Regions from separate parts of the Homo sapiens genome. Here region 2 is linked to region 1. A link is a loop called in an ENCODE intact Hi-C map of the cell type or tissue named here. Cell type or tissue: A673. All regions are shown on one strand. Each heading gives the region's core, and the rest is flanking DNA. Links, peaks and the distances in the headings are about the cores only.

What was found. Hi-C counts contacts between places; a loop is a spot of excess contacts. Peaks named below come from ENCODE experiments on the same cell type or tissue, not always from the same donor. Only the 100,000 strongest peaks of a DNase experiment are listed, where the experiment ranks them.
Region 2: it touches region 1 in a loop (8-fold over the local background); 1 of 110 quality-filtered maps calls a loop at or near these places.

The regions. Positions count from the first base shown.
Region 1 is chr3:151,577,663-151,582,065 of GRCh38, forward strand. The region is part of intron 1 of LINC02066 (long intergenic non-protein coding RNA 2066); the gene reads left to right. It also overlaps a transcript of IGSF10 not described here. Among named protein-coding and RNA genes, the nearest start is that of MIR5186, 14 kb to the left of the region's middle. RefSeq lists a silencer at 2,316-2,516. In A673, for the core only: no CTCF peak of the experiment used is centred there; DNase peaks (open chromatin) are centred at 2,119, 2,279, 3,099 and 3,609; H3K4me3 peaks cover 424 bases; H3K27ac peaks cover 3,542 bases.
Region 2 is chr3:151,763,476-151,767,878 of GRCh38, forward strand. The region is part of intron 2 of AADACL2-AS1 (AADACL2 antisense RNA 1); the gene reads right to left. Among named protein-coding and RNA genes, the nearest start is that of AADACL2, 32 kb to the left of the region's middle. In A673, for the core only: no CTCF peak of the experiment used is centred there; a DNase peak (open chromatin) is centred at 2,376; H3K27ac peaks cover 1,541 bases.

The DNA.
Region 1 (4,403 bases), core at 158-4,157:
ATCCACAAATGCCAGCAACTATACAGAATCGTAACTCTTTCTTTTTTTTTCCTGACCTCTGAGAACTATAGATATAGTAACTTTTCTTGAATGCATCAGAGAGTTGAGTTAATAAGGGCAACAAACTACCTGAAAACTAAGAAGAGACAGGTGGCTTCATTAAGAGATGAGTAAGTGAGCTCACCTGGGGTAAAGCATGGGAAAACAAGGAGACCACCAGACAAGTGGGCAATGCGTATGCCTGAAAACCCAAGCATTTGTGCTCTTTGTTTCTTTTAATGTTGCTTTGAAGTAAAATAGCCCATCCTCTGCAAGTCCATCTATGTTGTCCCTAAGGTATTCTATCTTTGCTCAAATTTTTAAGGATGGTGGTTTGTTTCACAGTTTTTGTATTTGAGTCTAATGAACATTCTAACATGATAGAGGCAATGCATTACTGTGTAGCCATAATTTTCTGGAAAAGTTGACATCTTAGGAATTGTATTTCATATCTTCAATAAAATTTGTTTCTAAATTAAAAAAATGAAAGAAATTACCTAAATTTTTAATAAATTCCTAGAGCCTAACTGTAGGGTAAGTGTAAGACAAGGATTGGCAAACTTATTCCTGAAAGGCCAGATAGTAATAGTAAATATTTTAGGCTTTGTGGGCTATGGGGTATCTTATGGCAAGTACTCAACTCTGTGGTTACAATACAAAAGCAGCTATAGCCATTATGCAAATAACTAGGTGTAGCTGTCATAAGTTTTCACTGAAAATTTATTTGCAAAAACAGATGATTGGTCTAACAAGCCATAGTTTACTGACTTCTAACATAGAATACCTAAGAATAGCAAATAGAAAGGCAGTTTGTACTCACTGGCAGGCTCTTCTCTATGGACCTCATTGATTGCTCATGAGAATGACTGAGATCAAGGCAGTAGACCAAAGAGAACTCCTTTGCAATGCGATACTGAGTAGAGTAACAGCAATGGGAGATAAAGAAAGCCCTGCCTGCATCCTTCTTCCTATCTTTTCTGTGAAACAAACACTTTAAGCCACTAGGGGCAGGACAACAAATACTGTCTCAGATGTAGGTGAAGACCCATTGGAGCTAGGAGAAGAAATAGAAAAAAAGATCTTCTATCTTTGAGGGAAGGACAGAAAATTGCTTTTAGCCAAGACCATTAGCAGTTTACTACTGCTGGTCAAGAGGCAGAATCATTGAGGAAGACATACCTGTGAGACACAAAAAGACAGGTCTTGACCAAGACTGAGGATAAAGAAAGAAACAGAATGTTTCCACCTACTACTACCACGCTAGCTAGCACTGAATAAGTTGTGTCAGTCTATCAATGGGAAAGAGTAAAGAAGATGAAGGGAAACCTTCTCTGAGGTTTAGACTCACAGAAAAAGACTAAAGTCAAGGGTTGAAAAGAACATTAAAAACATTCTCCGAAAACCCAATCCCTACCCAAAGCACAAGATAATGCTAGAGAAATCTGAGGCCAGTGGTGTGCTAGGGGTAAATATAGCACTAACACAACCCAAACCCCATTATCTGAGTCAATTCCTTGCATTAAATGTGTAGTATAAAAGGAGTGTGCCTAATTCTGGATATAAATACTATATACCTCAGTATTCAACCAAAAATTATGAGACATACAAAAATGCAAGACAAAGCAACTTTCTGTCAAAAAACAATGCAATCAAGAGAACCAGACTCACATGTGCCCAAGACATTAGAGCCTTCAGGTAGAGAATTTAAAAACAAACAAACTATAAAAATATAGTTAAAGATTCTAGTGTAAAAGGTGGATAACATTCAAGAAAATATAGGGATTTTTGTCAGAGAAATGGAAACTGTAAGAGAGAATGATATAGAAATGGCCAGAAACAAAAAATATGTAGTAACAAAAGTAAAGATCAATCAAAAGAAATGATTCAAACAAAAAGTAAAGAAAAAAAAAACTGCCAGAGAATTCAAAAACTGTGGGGCAATGTCATATGGTCTAATATATGAGCAACTGGAATCCCAGAAGGAGAAAAGAGAGAGAATGGAGAGAACAAATAAATATTTGAAAAGATAATGGCTGAGTGTTTCCCCCAAGTCACAAAAGACTTCAAATAACAGATCCAAGAAGCTCAGAGCATTCAGAAGAATAAATATTACGAAGGAAAGAAGAAAGGAAGGAAGGAAAGAAGGAAGGGAGGAGGGAGGAAGGGAGGAAGGAAAGGAAGGAAGGAAGGAAGGAAGGAAGGAAGGAAGGAAGGAAGGGCCTAGTGACATTGTATTCAAACTGTTGAAAACCAAAGATAAAGATAAAATCTTGAAGCAGCCAGAAGTAAAAAGACATACACATGGAGAAACAAAAATAAGAATTGCAACAGACTTCTTATTAGAAGCTATCCAAGCCACAACCAAGCACCACGGCTCACACCCTTAATCGCAGCACTGTGAGAGGCTGAGGTGGGAGGATTGCTTAAGCCCCAGGAGTTTGAGATCAGTCTAGGCAATATAGCAAGATCCAGTCTCTACAAAAAATTGAAAAAAATTAGCCAGATGTGGTCATCTCCAGAAATCAATGCCCAGTTAATATACTACTGAAAAAATAAAGAATGAGGACTTTACACGTAAGAAAAACAAAGAGAATTTATTATCAGCCAACTTTCACTATAAGAGAACTTAAAGGAAGTTCTTTAGGCAAAAGAAATACATCAGACAGAAACCTGGATCTACACACAGAAAGAAATGTTGAAAATGGTAAAAATGAAGGTAAATATAAGATACATCTTTTCTTATTCTAATCACTCTAGAAGATAATTCACTATTTACAAAATTAGTAGCAATGTATTTCATGTATACAATGCATAAATGTTTGTTGAAGCATTTTAATATTTGATTATTGATTACTGGGAAAGCCTGTCAAAGTTTGTTGTGACTCAAGATCATTATTTAGCATATAACTCACTTAATCACCCACCAACCATCTGACAAACTAACTAACAAAAGACCTTCAGCAGTTTTAACGTTAAAAAAAAAATCTGTCTATAAGGGAGCTTACTGTGTGTACACTTACGGAGGAATTCTACTGTGGTTCAGTTTCCAAGGATGATTTATTGCCTTTGTAATTCTAACATTCTTTGTGCCTTACAGAAGAAAGAACTAAATTGCCCAACTTGATTCCTAGCAGAATTCTTCACTTGTTTATAACCAGACATTTTTTCAAGTGCCCTTAAATTTATGGTATCTATTGTCTTCTTTCTTCTCATGACACCCAAATTCCAGATCTGTTTTTTATAAAATCAGATTTTTTTTTTTTTAAATAGAGAGAGAGGAGAGAAGAAAAGAGCGGGGGAGGGAAAAGCTTTTATCATAGCAGAAAAAGCTATTTTGTTGTATAATCTTTCTTGTTTGGGGACAGAAATGATTTGTAAAAAAGCAAGCAGTTTATATTTTCTTACACATGTTCATGGATCTTTTTCTCAGTTTTCATGTTGCTGTGTTAGACTGTGGGTGAAAGTAGTCTGCCACGAAATTTTTGTGGTGCTTAGTAAATATAAATTTGATACAACCAGAAGTGACGTAATGTGGTAGTTCAGCAACCCCATTCAACTTAGACCCCAACAGCTTTAACAGAAATCAGCAGTTCTCACACTTTCTATTCATACCACAAGCCTCTAGAGACTTCTTATAACCTGCAGTGATCTTGATCAAAATGGAAATGAAGAGACAAATTATAGTTTTTTTTTAAACTCTGTATTTCTTTTTGTGCTCACTGTCACTACCAAACCGTATCTAGAGGACTGTTATTCCTTTGTGTTGTTTGGTACCTCAAACAAAAATGAGATTACTGAAAGAGTCTTGGAGTTCTTATTAGTGGAATGACAGCTCACCTTATTCATAGCACAAAGATTTCTGAAGCTTCCACCATGTAATGGGTCCAAAGTTTGCACTTTTTCTTCCCACTGCTAGAAGAGATTCTTTCCTGTACTTGTTGAAGACCAGATCCCTGATGTGACAAATAATGAAGCAGATTTAGAAGGTGATATCTAAAGCCATTTATGAATAAGTTTATAGCTTCTTTCAATTCTCCATATTTTAGTTATTCAACGGTGACTGCATTTGTAGAATATAGCCATTATTGGCTGGGCATGGTGGCTCAAGCCTGTATTCCTAGTACTTTGGGAGGCCGAGGTGGGCGGATCGCTTGAGGCCAGGAGTTTGAGACCAGGCAGGCCAATATGGTGAAAGTCTGTCTCCACTAAAAATACAAAAATTAGCATGGTGGTGCACACCTGTAATCCCAGCTACTTTGGAGGCTGAGGCATGAGAATCGCTTGAACCCGGGAGGCAGAGGTTGCAGTGTGCCTACATCACACCACTGCACTCCAGCCTGGGTGACAGAGTGAGGCTCTGTCTC
Region 2 (4,403 bases), core at 203-4,202, 190 kb after region 1:
TGTGTTCCAAGGTATTTTATTCTTTTTGTGGCAATTGTGAATGGGATTGTATTCCTGATTTGGCTCTTAGCTTTGCTGTTGTTGGTGTATAGGAATGCTAGTGATTTTTGTACATTGATTCTGTATCCTATAACTTTGCTGAAGTTGTTTATCAACTGAAGGAGCTTTGGGCCAAGATTATGGGGTTTTCTAGATATAGAATTATGTCATCTGCAAACAGGAATAATTTGACTTCCTCTCTTCCTATTTGTATGCCCTTTATTTCTTTCTCTTGCCTGATTGCTCTGGCCAGGACTTCCAATACTCTGCTGAATAGGTAGTGAGAGAGGGCATCCTTTTCTTCTGCCAGTTTTCAAGGGGAATGCTTCCAGCTTTTGCCCTTTCAGTATGGTGTTGAGTGTGGGTTTGTCACAGATGGCTCAAACGGCATGGTACTGGTACAAAAACAGACACACAGACCAATGAAACAGAATAGAGAGCCCAGAAATAAGGTTTCACACTTGTGACCAACTGATCTTCAACAAAGCTGACAGAAACAAGCAATGGGGAAATGACTCCCTATTTAATAAAATGGTGCTGAAATAACTGGCTAACCATATCCAGAAGATTGAAACTGAACCCCTTTCTTACACCATATATAAACATCAGGTCAAGATTGATTAAAGACTTAAATGTTAAACCCAAAACTATAAAAACCCTTGAAGACAACCTAGTCAATACCATTCTGGACATAGGAACAGGCAAAAATTTCACGATGAAGATGCCAACAGCAAACGTGACAAAAGCAAAAATTGACAAATGGCATCTAATTAAACTTAAGAGTTTCTGCACAGCAAAAGAAACTATCAACAGAGTAAACAGACAATCTACAGAATGAGAGAAAATATTTGCAAACTATGCATCTGACAAAGGTCTAATATCCAGCATCTATAAGAAACTTAAATTTACAAGAGGAAAACAAATAACCCCATTAAAAAGTGGGCAAAGGATATGAACAGATACCACTTTTCAAAAGAAGACATACATGTGGCCAAAAAGCATATAAAAAAAGCTTAATATCACTGATCATTAGAGAAATGCAAATCAAAACCACAATGAAATATCATCTCATGCCAGTAAGAATGGCTATTATTAAGAAGTCAAAAAAAAAAAAATAACAGATGCTGGTGAGGTTGCAGAAAAAAGGGAATGCTTCTACATTGTTGGGAGTATACATTAGTTCAACCATTGTGGAAATCAGTGTGGAGATTCCTTAACGAGCTAAAAACAGAACTATTATTTGACCCAGCAATCCCATAACTGGGTATACACCCAGAGGAATATAAACCATTCTACCATAAAGACATATGCATGTGAATGTTCATTGCAGCACTATTCACAATAGCAAAGTCATGGAATCAACCTAAATGTCCACCAGTGACAGAATGGATACAGAAAATGTGGTACATATATACCATGGAATACTATGCAGCCATAAAAAAGAATGAGATCATGTCTTTTGTGGGAACATGGATAGAGCTGGAGGCCATTATACTCAGCTAATTAATGCAGAAACAGAAAACCAAATGCTGTGTGTACTCACTTATAAGTGAGAGCTAAATGATGAGAACTCATGGACACAAAGAAGGAAATAACAGACACTGGAGCCTACTTAAGGGTGGAGGGTGGAAGTAGAGAGAGAAGCAGAAAAATAACAATTGAGTACTAGGCTTAGTACCTGACTGATGAAATAATCTGTACAACAGACCCTTGTGACATGAGTTTAGCTATGTAACAAACCTGCACATGTACCCTTGAACCTAAAATAAAAGTTAAAAAAAAAAAACAAGTAATTACTGGAAAAAAAATCACCATAGCTGCAAAAAAAAAAAACGACCTTCCCTTAATTTATAAAGCTGAGAAAAATTGGAAAATTAATTAGTAATAATCACTGGAGAAGGCATCAGCAACAGATGGATTCATAGTAATATGAGTTTTATCACAATAGCATGAGTTATTTAAAACTGATTAATTCTACTGTAATTGAAATTATTCCAAGTGACAGAAAAACAATAAAAACATTCCAATTCTTTTTAGGAAGCAATCCAGCAATGTATCAAAAGAAAATACAATTTGAGCAGGCAGGCATGCCATAGTGACTCAGTACCAGAATATATATCAATATAGTTTATTACATCAAAAAATTTATAGATTTAGCAGAGCACAAACAAAAAAAAAAAAAGAAAAGGAATTAATGGAGAAGAACCATATGAATGAACCAATTAAGGAAAAGGCATGATAAAATTAATAGCTGGTCCTAATGTATGTAAATCTGAGGAAACATGAATAGATTCCTTAACATGATGAAGGTGAAATGACCAAGCACAATGGAAAGGGTTATCATAAATAATGAATCACAAAACAATTTCCTGTTGAAATTGTAAATAGGAAGTGATGACTATTATCACTCATATCTCTTGAATTCATACTATTTCCAATTCAAATGAGTTTATCAACCTTTTTATCTTATATCTATATCTTCTTTTCTTCACACTAAGATTCCTGCTTCTCATATACACTGGAGACAACAGAATTGTATTGTTTTTTCACCTGCTTTATCACACATTACACAGAAGACATTTTTAGAATTACATACCAATACATCCAGCAGTGTGAGTATTGAAAACAGTTTAAAATGTTTTGCATGCGTTCTCTCCATTTGCTCCCCATTTTGTAAAAATAAACTTTTTATTTTGAAATAATATTTAGATTTTCAGAAAAATTGCACAGATGGTATAGAGAATTTCTGTATTACTTTCACCCATTTCCCCTATTGTTAACATATTGCATAACCATAATACATTTGCCAAAAATAAGAAACCAACATTAGTATATTACTGTTAACTAAACTCCAGACTTTTTCAAAAATTTCAATATTTTTTCCAGTCATGGCCTTGTTCAATTCTAGAATTTAATCTAGGATGACCCATTGTTTCTATTTGTCACATCTGTTTAGACTTCTCTGGTCTATGACAATTTCTCAGTGTTTGCTTATTTTTCATGACTTCATAGTTTTGAGGAGTACTCATCAGGTATTTTGTGAAATGTCCCTCAATTTGTATTTGTCTTATGTTTTCTCATAATCAGTCTGGATCATGGGTTTGAACGGAAGACCCCACAGGAGCAATGACCTTTTCATATCACATCAGGGAAAACAATGCTATCACCATGACTCATAGCTGATGATATTAACCTTATTCATTTGGCCAAGGCAGTTTTTCCCAGGAGTCTCTACTATAAAATTACTTTTTCCTCCATCTTTCCGTATTCCTTAGAAGCAACTCATTAAGTTCAGCCCACACTCAAGGAGCAGGGAAAATTGAACTTTATCTCCTATAGGGTAAGAGCTACATAAATTATTAGGAATTCTTCCGTAAGGAAGACTTGTCTCTTCTCTTTCATTTGTTTATTTATTCAATTATTTATTTATATCAATGTGTCGAGATGTATTTATATATAAAATTTCCTTTTGGTCTAAAAATTGCTATATAATATCTGAAGACAATCAGATTTTTCTTTCTTCTATTATATAAGTTATTCGGTTTTTTTTTTTATGTGCAAGGGATTTTTTTTTTTTTTTAAAGACAGAGTCTCGCTCTGTCCTAGGGTGGAGCGCAGTGGCACGATCTCGGCTCACTGCAACCTCCGCCTCCCGGGTTCAAATGATTCTCCTGTCTCAGCCTTCTAAGTAGCTGGGATTACAGGCGTGTGCCACCACACTTGGCTAATTTTTATATTTTTAGTAGAGACAGGGCTTCACCATGTTGGCCCGGTTGGTCTCCAACTCCTGACCTCGTGATTCATTGGCTTCAGCCCCCGAAAGTGTTGGGATTACAGGTGTGAGCCACTGAGCCTGGCCTGTGCAAGGGATTTTTTAAGTCTAATAATCTTACTATTAATAGAATATGTCAGTATTGGCTACTATGCTTTAAATTTTTTCCCAGTTATGTTGTTTACCTCATTAATACGCAGTTTCAAATCTTAATTTTTTTAAGATTTCAGGAATATCTTGAAATATAGTTTTTAATAATTGTTCCATTCCCTTGCTTTGGTTTTTCTTTCATGTAAAATATCATTCTATCTATGTTGGATGTTCTTTCCCTGTCTTCATCATTTGCTGTTTTTTTAAAAGTCATTCTAATTTTGATCCTAATTTCTTTTTGCATTCACTTACATGTTTATATACTATAAAGTTCACCATATTTGGTATACAATCCTGTGTGTCTTGAAGAATGTATACCATCATGTAAATTTCACCATAACTGAGGCACAGAAAAGCTTCATAGCTTGAAAACGTTTTCTCCTATTTCTCCCTTGTAGTCAAACCCTTTTTTTGCCCTCAGCCCCACAGAAACTACTGATCC